Regions from separate parts of the Homo sapiens genome. Here region 2 is linked to region 1. Evidence: chromatin contacts called from ENCODE Hi-C or POLR2A ChIA-PET data. All regions are on one chromosome and are shown on one strand. Each heading gives the region's core, a stretch centred on a gene start or an enhancer-like site at or near the end of the contact. The rest is flanking DNA. Distances are from core to core; before and after follow the strand shown. Region 1 holds the start of MIRLET7A1HG (miRlet-7a-1/let-7f-1/let-7d cluster host gene). Region 2 overlaps NINJ1 (ninjurin 1).

Evidence for each region. A loop is a pair of places that touch in the nucleus more often than their neighbours do. ChIA-PET counts read pairs that join two places held with the same protein, here RNA polymerase II (POLR2A). Pooled maps may share reads with other maps.
Region 2: a map of CD14-positive monocyte shows a loop between it and region 1 (9-fold over the local background). The contact joins the enhancer-like site here to the promoter of MIRLET7A1HG in region 1. A Hi-C loop is called at or near these places in 1 of 168 maps with a recorded cell type or tissue (CD14-positive monocyte) and 1 of 50 pooled maps. POLR2A ChIA-PET finds 5 or more read pairs at or near these places in 1 of 52 experiments (GM10248).

What each region holds. Positions count from the first base shown.
Region 1 is chr9:94,163,333-94,170,542 of GRCh38, forward strand. It overlaps MIRLET7A1HG (miRlet-7a-1/let-7f-1/let-7d cluster host gene), which reads left to right and starts at 2,926. Exons shown (of 5, transcript NR_170278.1): 1 at 2,926-3,049. RefSeq lists an enhancer at 2,291-2,855 and silencers at 2,551-3,350, 3,581-3,650.
Region 2 is chr9:93,117,739-93,124,948 of GRCh38, forward strand. NINJ1 (ninjurin 1) reads right to left here. Exons shown (of 4, transcript NM_004148.4): 3 at 7,161-7,210; 4 at 3,758-4,492. The coding sequence ends at 7,170. Among named protein-coding and RNA genes, the nearest start is that of NINJ1, 13 kb to the right of the region's middle. RefSeq lists enhancers at 1,645-2,461, 2,379-2,608, 2,462-3,277 and a silencer at 7,176-7,210. Within about 2 kb of position 2,750, at least 31 of the 41 ENCODE cell types and tissues checked have a DNase peak (open chromatin) inside an H3K27ac peak, as active enhancers do; they include CD14-positive monocyte, where a contact is called at or near this core.

The DNA of each region.
Region 1 (7,210 bases), core at 1,676-4,175:
AGTAAGAACATTTTAAGCTGAAATTCTTCTTTCTTTTCAATTGAGATGGAGTCTCACTCTGTCACCCAGGCTGGCGTGCCATGGCATGACCTCAGCTCACTGCAGCTTCTGCCTCCTGGGTTCAAGCGATCCTCTCACCTCAGACTCTCGAGTAGCTGGGATTACAGGCGCACGCCACCACGCCCGGCTAATTTTTGTATTTTTAGTAGAGATGGGATTTCACCATGTTGGCCAAGCTGGTCTCAAACTCCTGACCTCAAGTGATCCCCCCGCCTCGTCCTCCCAAAGTGCTGGGATTACAGGCGTGAGCCACTACGCCTGGCCACGATCATACCTTTTCATGGCATGTTTGGACCGTAATTTATGCAGTCACCTATGGTGTACTGGTAGATGGTTGTGATTTGAGGCTACTATAAACAAGATGATGAACAGCCTGTGGAGGATCTTTGTATGTTTGTCCTGTTATTTTCTAGGCATAAATTCCTAGCAGTGGCAAAATGCTGGATTAAGGAACACTTTCAAAGATTCCGATTCTTGCTGCCAAATTGGCCCCTAGACTTGCAGAAATTTATACTAATGCCTCCAATGTTTCCTTCTACAATGCCACTGATCAACTAAGAGATAAGAAAGCTTTCATTGTTTAAAACTTTGTCTTTATTTGATTACTAGTGAGGATGAGCATCTTTTCATATTTATTGGCCATTTTCTTTTGTAAATTGTCAGTTCACATCCTTTTTAAACAGTCCATATTTTAATAGGAGTGTTCACTTTATCCTATTGATTTGAAAAAAAAAATCCACTTTATTAAGGATAACATATTAGCAAATGCTTATGTAGTACTTATGTGTACCAAGCACTGTTCTTAGTTCTTAAGATGTTTATATTAATCTTTTCAACAGCCTGTAAGGTAAGTATTGTTATCCCTATTTTATAGATGAAGAAACTGAGGCACAGAAAAGATATACAATTTGCCCGGTACATAGTTGTACAGCTAGGAAGAGGCAGAACTGGGATTCACACTTAGTAGTCTGGTTCCAGATCCTTGCTTTTAACCACTGGACATTCAAATTAATGTTTTGTCTCTTAGAGATTTTTTTAGACTTTTACAATATTTCCAATTTTTGTCTTTTAACTTCAAAGTTTTTAAAATTCAGTTTTCATTTATATTGTCAAATCCATTAACATTTTCCAAATGGATTCTACTTTAGCGTCATTTAGTTGACCTTCAAGGGTAAAAAATGAAGCACAGATAGGAAGGTAAAGGGTAATGTATGTCATATGCACTTTTGCAAACTCACCAAGAAGTTTCCGATGAACATATGAAGAAAATGTCAGAAGGGCTCATAGTGCTATAAGGCTTCTTATTTCTTCTAAAACACACTGGCCCACCAGCCTCTACTACCAACCTCTAATTGAGGCTCACAGTACCTCTTAACTCTGATATCCAACAATATCCTGGTTTATTTGCTAATGCTTTCTTCCCACCTCAGCCTACTTCATCATTATTAGATATCATTTAATCCTACCCTACTGCTGTGCTAGGTACTTGGCATAGACAGGAACAAAACAGTTTCTGCCCTTGAAGAGTTCCACATCCCCTGCAGCATAACCACACTCTTCCCCTGAACTGTACTCGATCTAGCTCTGGGGCCTGCTCTCTCCTTTCTCAATATATCTTCTAACCTCAAGAAGTCCTCCCCAAATCCTACCCATGGCTTAAGCTCAAGTTTCCCCCCCTCTAGTTTCTTGTTCACTTTAGCTCACAAAATAAAGTCCCCATTAAAAACAAAACGAAACAAACTCCTTTGGCACTTATTGCATACACTAATATGAGTGCTAAAAGGGGAGCTGATACCACCACCTAAGATCATAAATGTAAACGTACAGCATGTCAAGTACTATTTCCCATAGTTCTATTACAGACAAGGACCCACTTTTTTAAAAGTGTTGCACAAAGTCACAATGAATTACAAAAAGCAGAGCTACAGCCCAGGTCTTGCGGTTCCCAGCCATAAAATCTTAAAACTGGCAGAGACCTCAAACGACACCTTAACTAGTGATTTCAGAGTCCTAGCATGTGAAAGTTGTAATGGGGATGGAGGAACTGGGCTTTGGATTAATTTTAAAACAACAAAATCAAGGATTGCTTTGAAAAACATTTGAAGACAAAAATCTTCAAAACATGGGTTGGAAAAGATAACAAAAAAAAGCTCAGGGAGGCTGAGGTGGGAGGATCTCTAGAGTCCGGATGTCGAGGCTACAGTGAGCCGTGACCCACGCCACTGCACTCCAGCCCTGGAGAAAGAGCGAGAGACCGTGTCTCGAAAAAACAAACAACAAAAAAACCCTCAGACCCCAAAACGTCAAGGAATAAAAGTAAAAGGTTGGGCGGACACAACTCCTCCATTTGACAGATGAGCAAACTGAGGCACAGAACTCCAGGAGGCCTGGCCAAGGCCTCCTGGAGGGAACAGGGTCAGTTGACGGAAAAGAGCCAGAGGCTGCACGCTGGACAGCGTTCGGACCTTCCGGGTCGCGCACGTGTAAATTGCCCCCAGGAGCCTGAGGGAGCAAAGCAGCCGCCCCGCCCCGCGGGCAGCGCGTTCAGCGGCCACGTGACACAGCCAGCCCATCACGCGCAAAGGGCAGGGCCTGGAGGACACCACCCCCGCCACTCTCTCAGCCCTCCACTAGGAAAGAAGGAGATGGTATTGGTGGGCGGGCCAGACCCGCCTCCCCCACGGTGGCCACCCCGCGCGAGGCGGGCCCAGCCGCCGCCCTCCAGTGAGGGGACGGACGAGCTCAGCTAGGCCAAGGCGAAAGAGCGACGCGCACTTCAATCAGACGGCTTCACCAATGGGCTTGCGCGCTTTCCGCGGCGCCCGCCCCTGCATCGGCCTCCCGGCGACCGCGCTGCTTTCCCTCAGGCCGCCGCGGCGGCGCCCGCCCGCGCCTCCATCCGGGTCCTGGCGCGGTGCTCTCCCGGCAGCGACGGGCGCGAGGGCCGGGGCATTCCCACGGCCGCGACGGCCCTCTCCGCGAGCGCGAGGTGGGTATGGCGGACGCGGCAGCGAGCGCGGGTCCGTCGCCATTTTATTTCGCGGAGACTCGCGGCAGCGGGTGGGCAGAATGGGAGAGCCGTGCGCCGGCCCGCGCCTGTCCGGCTAACGCGGGCTGGGACTGGTGGGGCGGCCTGCCCCCTCCAGCGGGCGGGTGGCCCCGGGGGGCCGGCGGGCTGCTAGCGGAAGTCGCGGGCGCTCGGGGCACGGGGGAGGGGTGCCGCGTGGCCGCCGCGGGGCCGGCTCCAACCCCCTCCGCTTCCCGCCCAGCTCCTCACCGACAGGGCGGGGGAGGGGGGGTCATTCTTCACATTCCTTACCCCGCCCTTCCCCCCGCTTCAATCAAACTTGGGGCGGGCGGAAGGCCCGCCTTCCGGCCGGCGCCTGTTGGCCGGCGCCGCCTCTGACTGTGGCGTGACTGGTTGTAGGCGCCGCCAGGTGCCTCTGACGTCACTTCCGCTATCAAGTTTGTGGGCCGGGGAGACCTTGGCCTTGGGGGTTGGGATGAAGGAGGGAAGGTAGGAAGTGCGAGGGGCGGGGGGACAGGGCGGGAAGGCGCGGGCGGGGAGGGCGGGAGAGTCGTGGCTGGCTGCATGCCCCTGCTCCCCGCGGCCAAGTGCAGCCTCCCTTCCTGAAGCAGCTGCTGCGGCTGGAGGTCCGCTGCGGCAGCCGTCCTTGGCGAGGGGGAGGGGAACGCGGGAGCGGGAGGAAATCGTATCCCGGGGGACGGGGCTTGGAGATTTGCGACTCGGTGTCACCGGAAACAGCGCTGGCCTTTTGAGTCGACGCTGCAAACTCTTGGAACCGAGTGCCTCTCAGAAGGCTTGCTAATAAACTTCCCGGGCGGGCTCTAGTGTGAGGAATGTGGTAACCTGTATGTCCTTGGCCAGTAATGCCCTTCGGTCTTTCAACTTTTTACAGTAGATTCTGTGTCAGAGGTAATGGTATGTATTCTTCAACTTACCGGTTTTTAAAAAATTGACTAACGAGAGGGCGGGCAGACAGGAAAAAGGCAGGGAAGACAGTGAATGTTAAAATTTTGAGGTAAATCAGGAGACTGGTTGAGTTTTGCTTTTTAACTTCATTGATAATACTGCTTTCTTGGCATACAGTTCCTAAAGTTAAAGCATCATGTGGCATTCCTTTGCATTTATTTCTGTTGGCCTGAAGTATAAGAACATTGAATGTCAAATTCCAAATTTATGTGTAGTTTAGGAAATAATTGTTTATATCCAGAATTCTTTTGGTGTTTGGCGGGGTCTGGTTTTATTTACTGTATATTCGGGAAGTATGTGTAGTTAGGGAAGTAAAAACTTGGAAGTTACTTTGGGTTTTGTGAGAATGTTTGATTCATTATACATATTTGTTAAAAGTTTACTTTGAAACTTCAACTTTGAGAATAGACAAATTTCTTGACGTCCTGTAAATTCAGTGGTATTATATAGCATTTTAAAATTTATCACTTAGGTGCAATTACAGTGTGAGGGGAAAAGTTAACTTTTTTGAATAGTTACATTGCAGTGACAGCAAGAGAGTATTTTTATGTGTAGACAGGCTGTGGGTTCCCCTCACTTAAATTGAAGCTCTGTTGAACTTGAGACACTTAAGAATCTTGCAAGTGTGAAAAGTGGAGTGAAACAAAACCATTTCTAAAACGAAAATGTGTAACTGCGTTCAGTTTTACACAGTGAAGAAATAAGTATTAAACAAGTTAGTCTCAAACGTTTATATCTTAAGGTCATTTTATTCCTGTTATCATTAACTAGACATATCTTGGTTTAGAGAGCAGCACACAAGACATTGTGTACTTTTAATAGCTAAGATAGTATAATAACTACTCATATGGGAATTACCGAGTGTTAAGAGCGCCAAACTAGTGTTTCAAACTGTAGGTCCTGAGTTATAGGGTCATGAAGTCACTTTAGTGGGTGGTGATCCGAATTTTTTAAAAAGTAGAAAATATTCCATTGAATACAAAATAGCGTGTTGATTCAGCTCGACACATGTGTATTCCTGTAAAATAATCCTGTGAAGCTGAGTGTCAAAAGTTGAAAAACAACTTCTGTAGGGTGTTTTTCTCGTTTATAGCATTGTGTAAAGTATTATAGTTTAATATTTTTTAACGAGTATTAAATGGGCTGTTTATATTTGGTGGAACATGAGCCACCTACTTTAGTTTCACAAGTTGGGAAGTAAATTTGCCATCCAGGACCAGTATGCGTTTTAATCATAGTATTTTTAATAGCCTGTGAAGCTTTTCTTTAGACCATAAGAGGTCTTTTCCATCCCATAATATTTATTGCCAATTATTTATCCATGTCTAGATGAGACTAGAAGAATCCGAATCCCCAGTAATGAGTTGTCAGCATTGCTTAATGTGACCTCAGGACTGATCATCATATGCTTTTTGCCTGTGTAGGTGTTCTAAGCGTTGTATAATCACTTAAGAATGGACTTCATTAAATAGACAAAATATGAGAGCCATTACACTATTTTTGGTATTAAGTCTTTGAAATCCAGACTGTTTTACACTTGCAACACATACACTTGGGGCTAATCACATTTCAGGTGCTCAGTAGCAACATGTGACTAACAGCTACCAAATGAACAGTGCAGTTCTAGTGCACTGTTTTTAAAAAAATTAGATTTTTTTTTAAAATTAGATTTCTCTAGCTGAATAGTTGTAGTTTCAGATAAACAGCCAAAAATGTTCTGTCTCTCCACAGCTTCATCTCAATTGTGAAGAAATTGCATTAGGTGATTTTTTTTTTTTTTTTTTTTTAAATAATAGAAACAACGTCTCACTATGTTGCCCAGGCTGGTCTCCAACTCCTGAGCTCAAGTGATCCTTCTTCCTCAGCCTCCCAAAGTGCTAAGATTACAGGTGTGAGCCACCGGGTTCCTGGCCGAATCAGGTGATTTCTTAGGCCCTTTCTAAATACAAGGTTTAAGTGTTTTGAGGCAGCCGACAGCTATACCTTTAAGTCTCTTGCTTCTCTAAGAATAAGACATTTTGGATCATTTGTTCTACCATAACGTAATGAATACAAGTTGGGAGCATTTTGCTCTTCTGTTAAGCACAGTTGGCCTTCCTGTCCAAGGATTTTTGCATCCTTGAATTCAACTAACCTCAAATGGAAAATATTTGGGGGAAAAAAAGTATGTACAACAAAAATAATATGATCAAAAATAATACAGTATAACGACTATTTACATAACTTTTACATTGTATTAGGTATTGTAAGTAATCTATGTAGGAGGATGTGTGTAGGTTACATGCAAATATGACACCACATTTTATAAGGGACTTGAGCATCTGAGGATTTTCCTCTGGGAGAAGGAGGTATCCTGGAGGCAATCCCCTGAGGATACTTTTCTACTTTGTGTGAATTTTTCATTAACAGGAAGTTACAGTACTTTTCTGGTCACCTGAGAAACCCACCCCATATTTTTATTAGCCAAATATATAATTCTCGAATGCTTAGAATTCATTTCTTAATGATTTCACTGTTGTGCAGTATAGACTGTGAATTGCCTACTAAGGATACAGTTAATTATAGTAAACTGTGGAATCTAGATTAAATAATTACACCCTACTTTTTTTCTTGGCTTGTGGATGTGTAGACTACATAGTGGTTTTTTCAACCCAGGAACATAACAGTATAATGGAGGATAGGAAGGCAGAAGATGTTTAAAGGGTTGAGAAATAATGGTATATGTATAATGGTCAGTAAGCAGAACAAGCCAGCCAAGTTGGATATTCTTCAAGACTATCTTAAGTGTCTGCTATGTGTCTAAGTGAAAGGAAATAAGCAATAGTCCTTTTGGGAAACCTGACCTAGTACTTAGCTATTTCAGACTTAATGTGATGTTTGATAGAGTAGGAAATAAGATCTTAAATTAGAATTAGGTTAAATTGCTTTAGAGAAACTTATTTATAAATGTAAAGAATTTATTATCTCATGTGTTGCACATGCTCTATCGAAGGGAGCAAAATACTATTGGAGAGTTTGCTTATTAATGTAATACTCAGCCTGCATCATTGTCGGATAATTTTGTTGATAATTCAACTATTTGAGATTGAAAGAAATCTGTTAAAGTAGCCAGTGTTGTAATTTTGATCTGTGTTTGATTACAGCGTATGAAACAAA
Region 2 (7,210 bases), core at 1,500-3,999, 1.0 Mb before region 1:
AGCAATTCTCGTGCCTCAGCCTCCTGAGTAGCTGGGATTACAGGCATGTGCCACCGTGCCCAGCTAATTTTTTTGTAGTTTTAGTAGAGACAGGGTTTTGCCATGTTGTCCAGGCTGGTCATGAACTCCTGAGCTCAGGTGATCCACCTGTCTAGGCATCCCAAAGTGCTAGGATTACAGGCGTGAGCCACCATGCTGGGCCCAGTCCTATGATTGTTAAGAATAATGCAGTGCCAAAAAAAAAAAAAAAAAAAGAATAATGCAGTGAAGAAACAGGCACTCCACTCTGATTGAACACAGGTGGAAGAGGAGGCCCTAGGAAATGGAGGGGAGGGCTGGGCGTAGGGTGTGGCGTGGGTTCTGTCACAAATGGCCAATACACCCAGAATCAGGTGCTCCTCCCTGCCTGGCCGTACCAGGCCTGGGCCCAGCACCTTGAATGGAGGTCCAGTTGCCTCCCCACTCATCTGACATGAGCTGCCCTCATCCTTACTCTGCACATGGGAATGAATGGGCCAGGTCCTTCAAGGATGAACCAGATAGAAAGCACTGCCCTGGGAGAGGGAGCCTGTAGATCCAACAAGACTTAGAAGACACTTCCAGTGCTTTTAGGTGGGCAGGAATAAGCAGTGTCAAGGACACGCACAGGGCACCTAAGCCATGAAGAGACCTGAGCAAGGGATCCCTGTAAGGGAGTGAGGGGCCGAGACTGGGCTTCGGGCTGGCACAGCGGTACCTCTTCACCTTGGAACAACCCACTGAGATCTATGCCTGCCTTCACATCTATCTTCTATCCGTCATCTATCAAGCTATCCATATGTCATCTATTTCTCATCTATCAGTCAATCTTTTCATCTTTTACTCTTTTCCATCAAATACAACAGCTTCTATCAATCATCTCTATCTAATCATCCATCTGACCATCCAGCATCTATCATCTATTATCTATCTAATCTATCTAATCATCTAATCTATCTGACCATCCATCCATCATCCGTCCGTCCGTCTGTTCATCCATCCATCCATCCACCCACGTATCTACCATCTATCAATCTATCTAATAATCTCTCTGTTATAGGAAAGAGGTTAGGAAACCCTCCCATCACACTCTGCCCAGTTGGTCATCTCCAGCTCTATGCGACTGCCCCTACCTGCCCCCGCACCTCACTGCTTCCCCAACACCAGCCCAGCTCACAGGACTTGTGCAAAGGCTTCCTTGCCCTCAAACCTTCTTCCCAGACTTCTGCATGGCCCCTCGCCATCATCCCAGGTCACCTACTGACCTCCCTGCCCATTCCTCCTGAGCTCCCTGTGTGTCCCTCCATGTCCCCCCCCACCACCCAACTTCGTGGGTGCATCTTGTTCACTTTCCAGGTCCCCCGTGAGAACAGAGCTGAATCCACGGGCAGGACTGGCTGGAGTGGATACATCAGGTCCCAGGACCCCATAGGCGCTGTCAAACCTTCCCAGAAGGTAGCTTGGCTCTGAGCAGCTCCTGGGCCTGTTTTTTGTCTGTCCCTTGGCTGCTGTGACACATGCACAGGGCCTAGCACATACAGGCAAGTGAGTGGGTTCTGCCCCAGACATTTACTGAGCACCTACTATATGCTGGACAGTGCTGAGGACACAGGCTGCAGATAGGTGATGGCATCTGGTAGGAGAGCCAGGTCAGACAAAGGATCCTTAAGTAGGAGAAGCACAGACAGGGATGCGGGTGCCAAGCCATGCCCCCAGCTCCAGCAGAGCCCCTTGGCCCTCAGGAGACCCAGCAGGCAGAACACTCATTCTCGGAGTGCCTGCCCTGGACTTGGGCTGGACTCAGACTCCAGCTCCAGGGGAGAGTCCACCTGGCCGCACTGTCTCTGGCAACATGGACAGTGACTCCATCCCAAGGCACCAGAGCATAAATTGTAATGGGGCCAAGACAGTGATCAGGGAGGGGCGGCATCAGACTGGTCAGGACGGCCTCTGGAGTAACCTTAGAGCTAAGCCCCGGCCAGCCGACGGGGGCCTGGAAGGATGCTCTTCAGGGGGCAGCAGCACAGGCTGAGGACTGAGATGGGAACCCCAGAAGTCAGGGTCAGAGCTGGTGGAGTGGTTGGTGAATAAGCCTGGGAGTTGGTGGGCAGGGAGGTTGGGGGCGGCCAGCATGGGCGTCTGAGTAGGGGAGGCCACCTGGGCATTGGGACTGCAGGGGGTCAGGGCACACACATCCAACTGGGGATGGCCCAGGGCCCAGCACAGTCATCTGGGTTCACCCCTCCGACTCGGTCCCAGTGAACTTCCTCTCCTGGCCAAAGGAGGAGCTAAGACATGTGTTGGCCAACATCCGGCTGCTGGTGTGTGAGGCCAGGCACACAGGGGGCCCTCCCTCCTGCCTGGCTGCCAGCCAGCCCACACTGCAGGCCATGGCCAAATCAGGGACCAAGCGCTGGGCGGCATGCATCTGAGTCAGCGCTGGCCACGCAACCTGCGGCCAATGCTACATTGCCTCCTGTCAGGAGCACATTTCGCACCCACCGTATACCTTCGCAGCTTCCTTTTCAACTCAGCACATCTCAGAACTCATTCCCATATCAACTACTTTTCAAACCCTCTATGGGACAAACACAAAAGTGGAGAGAGCAGTGCCACGAGCTCAGCTTCTCGGCATCCACGCGGTCCACCTACTCAGTAGTTGCTGTTGTTTTCCCCCGGGAGTGCTTTAGAGCAGAGCCCAGTTAGACCCCCTCACTCAGGAGTGCTTCTGCTTTCTGTCACTTCAGCAATGGGGCTATGCAGACCTGATGTCAGCCCAGACACAGGACTGCAGGTGGGGGCCACTCATCCATCCGAGGAACGGGAGCTGGAGCCACCCCAAGTCACGGGGCTCAGCCCAGGTGGGGACAGAAGAAAAGTGATGAGGAAGTAAGTGGGGGCCTCAGTAGTGCTGGAGGCCTTGCCCCCTCCCCTGTGCCCCTGGAAGGCTGCTTGGAGGAGGAAAGGGCAGAGGCTGGCAGGAGATGCACAGGTACCTCAGCTGGAGGGGCCAGGTCGGGGGACCCACAGCGGGGACACAGAGGCAGTGCGGGATGGAGGACGGGGCAGGCTGACCCCACTCCCACCTCAGGCCACCAGATGCTCCACATCCAGGGAGATGAGGGGCTGGGGCTGGGAGGGGCGGTGGGGAGAACAGAATGGGTAGTGGGGGGTTGGGGAAGGATGGGGGACCAAGGAGAAGAGAGTGAAACGCCAGACACTGGCGGCCCGGGAGCCAGGTTTCCACTGGGTGAGGGGTCCTGTGGGGCAGGTGGGCCCTGAGAGTCCAGGGCCTGGTCCCGGCATGGCTCCCAGCTCCCCTGTGCCCAGAGAATGTCCCCGCTGACCACAGGCATCACTGGACACCACTGCGGGGAAGCAGCAACTTCAAACTTGGTAGAGGAGAGACTCAGGGGCAGCACCTCAAGGCCTGTCCACAGGCGGGGGCAGGAAAACAGTGCTGGAAACATGTGAGGGGGAAAACGACGCCGCTCCCCACCTGACCCTGCCTGGGTCAGAGGTCACTAGGGGCTGCTGATGCCAGTGACCTCAGACTTCCACCTCTGTGCCTCCAAACCTCACCCCAGGAGATGTCAGGAGCCAAAGAGCTCCCCAAGCCAAGATTCTGGAGAAGGCGGCCCTGGCCAGAACCGTGTGCTTCTGACGCCCCTGCAGGGCAGCTGGAAAGGGGACAGGGAAGCCAAGGCCGGTCCAGCCCCGGGAACAGGGAGATGGCATGTGGAGCCTGACAAAGAGCGTGGGCTTTATTGTTCATTCATGATTAGAAAAGTGGGTGCTGGGACCCCCGTGGAGGGGGTTGGGCTCTGCCCGGTCACTGCTGGTGCAGGGTATATACAAGGTCTACGGCCCTCACAGGCCTGACTGGCTCCCTCTTGATGGCCACCAAGCCCAGGCACTTAAGACCAGAGCCAGTGGCCATCCGTAGGGCCAAAGGCAGTTCTGGCTGTGCAGGGTCCCTGGGTTAGGAAGTGGACAGAGGCTGGGGTCACCAGGGCAACCCGGACAGGGCCCACGGGAGGCAGGGACGCTGGTGCTTTGGGAGAGGGAGAGACATCTCCTTGTCCTTCTGGAATGTCCTGAGACAGAGGCTGGCCCTGGTCACTCATCCAGCCCATCCACGGACCTGCTGTGTGTCCTTGAGTGGGTCGAGACCCTTCTCTGGGCACAGGTCTCTGCAGCTGTCCAGTTCTGACCCTCTGGGCTATTGTGGCCAGCCCCCATGTGCCAGGAGGGAGCTGCCTCCTGGGAACAGCTGCTGAGAGACAAGAGTGGCCTCCTGCGTGGTGCTTGGCCGCAGTCAGAGCAAGGGCTGGTCCGGGGACATGGTGCAGATGAGGCCAGCCTGGGCTCTGGCAGTCTGGGTAGTGCCATGTGCAGGGAGGTGGACACCTCACAGGTATGGCGACTCCTGGGGTCGGGCAGCTGAGTTGCAGGGCAGGCAACATCCAGGGTCCTGGAAAGGAGACAGAGGAGAGGCTCTGAGCCTGGAAGGAGGGAGAGGAGAGGCTCTGAGCCTGGAAGGAGGGAGAGGAGAGGGTCTGAGCCTGGAAGGAGGGAGAGGAGAGGGTCTGAGCCTGGAAGGAGGGAGAGGAGAGGGTCTGAGCCTGGAAGGAGGAAGAGGAGAGGGTCTGAGCCTGGGAAGGGGGGAGAGGAGAGGCTCTGAGCCTGGAAGGAGGGAGAGGAGAGGCTCTGAGCCTGGAAGGAGGGAGAGGAGAGGCTCTGAGCCAGGCTGTGACAAGCCCCGAGTGTCAGGGCCATTTGCACACCCGGACTCAGGAAGGAGAAGAGCCTGATTCTGACATGAGAGGTGTCAAAGTACTCCATGCCTCAGTTTCCCCTCTGAAAATGGAATGAATATAGCATGGCTGGGTTACTGCCAGGACTTAGAGGCCTGGCCCAGCATGGGGGGCTCGGGTTGGGCAGCTGTGACCATAGCCACCCACGAAGCCTGAGACCTCTCTGACTGCTCCACGCAGGACACACAGCAGCTTTGGCCTCCGAGCCTCTGAGGACAGCTTTAAGGTCCACTGCTGGGTCCCCACGTGGCCCACAGACGCAGCACCCTCTTCCCGGCAGGCAGATAACTCATGCTTGGGAGAGTTAGGGACTGCATTCAGCACACACAGCAGGTGATTAATAAATGGCCTGGCCACATGCCCAAGCCAGGGAGCAGCTGACATCTAGGTGTTCTGGAAGAGGACAACTTAACTACAAACTGGAGGCAGCATCTGGACAGTGACTCGGACCCCACATGGGGCCGCCCAGATCCAGGTCCTTTCAGGAGGGTGACTTCAGGCTCCACGGCCGGGACATTGGGGGCTGGCGTGATCCCACTGGGGGAATGGCCTTGGGTGTGGTAGGGGAGCTTGAGAGGCCATGGGCCACTACGAGCAGCGGTCACTCGTTGGCCCCCGTGTGGGGAGGGGTGAGGCCAGGTGGATGCAGGGTGCTCCCAACCCAGCTGCTGGCCCCAGCGCCCCACCTCATCCTCACTATGCCCTCTTGGGGAATTTTTTTTTTTTCCCGAGATGGAGTCTCATACTGTTGCCCAGGCTGGAGTGCAATGGCGTGATCTCAGTTCACTGCAATCTCCACCTTCCAGGTTCAAGCGATTCTCCTGCCTCACCCTCCTGAGTAGCTGGGATTACAGGCATGCGCCATCACGCCTGGCTAATTTTGTATTTTTAGCAGAGACACGGTATCTCCATGTTGGTCAGGCTGGTCTCAAGCTCCCGACCTCAGGTGATCCGCTTGCCTCAGCCACCCAAAGTGCTGGGATTACAGGTGTGAGCCACCGTGCCTGGCCTGGGGAAATTTTTATATATCCTTGACACACAGGCGCTCTGCCCCAAGAGCACTGCTCCTGTCTACTCTGCCATGGGCCACCACTGGTGGAGAGATGGCCACCTGCCAGGAGTGCCCACCCCTCCCTTAGCAACTCACCTCCACCTCTGCTACAAACCGGAGGGGTGACCCCTAGGCCTAAGGTCGCGGGGACTGTGGTGTGTGGCCCTGGCCTGGCTGCATGGACTGTAGTGTGTGCACCATGTGGCCCTGGCCATGGCTGCATCCCAGGCCTTCCTGTGGATCCTGCTCCCAGGCTGTGTCACTGGGCAGACGCTCACCCTCTCTGAGCAAGGACACAGGGAGAGGCTGTATGTGGTGTGAGAAGTCTTCCTACACTGGGTGCCTCGTCCTGTAGAGACAGCCTCAGTCTGCATCCTGCACACAGCCAGGGTCCAGCCTAAGGCAGGCAGCTAACAGATTCTGCGAGGCCCGGCAAGGGGCAGACTTGAAGAGTCACAAGGGCTCCACGTGACAAGATCCTGAATCCCACCGTCCTGGTCAGAGTGGCACAGTGAGGTGGGCATGTCAGGCAGGCGGTCATACCAAGGTCCCTTTTTCTCAGACGAGGGCTGGGAGGAAGCTTCACCTGCTAAGTGGAGCTGATAAGGGGTGCAGAGCCCCTGACTTATCAAGAGAAGCCGGAAATCTTTGGGTTTTGGGTGTTTTTTGAGACAGAGTCTCACTCTGTCGCTCAGGCTGGAGTGCAGTAGTACGATCTTAGCTCACTGCAACCTCTGCCTCCTGGGTTCAAGCGATTCTCCTGCCTCAGCCTCCTGAGTAGCTGGGACTACAGGGATGTGCCACCATGCCTGGCCACTTTTTGTATTTTTAGTAGAGACGGGGTTTCACCCTGTTGGCGAGGCTGGTCTCGAACTCCTGACCTCAAGTGATCTGCCCGCCTCAGCCTCCCAAAGTGCTGGGATTACCGGCATGAGCCACCGCGCCTGACCCAGAAATCTTTTTTTTTTTATCGGACAGACATTCTGAATGTATAGAAATCTTACGTTTAAGTGAGTTCTCCAGGATGTTCAAATGGTGGCTCCTACACACATTCCATCTAAACACTGTGACCACAGGACCCCAGGTGGCCAGCACCAGTGGCAGGGCTGGCCTCAAGGCAGTGGCCAGGCATTGGCCTTGTAGGTGTGGACGAGGATGCCCATGGCCTAGGAAGGTGTCCAAGGCTGGCCGGCCAGGGACTCACCACACTGCAAGAGCCTCCAACAGCGAGCAACCCCAGGACTGCAGGCCTCGCGCCCCATCTCCCAGCTCACCTGGGTGTCCTACTGCTGGGGTGCCATGTCCATCAAGGGCTTCTGGACCC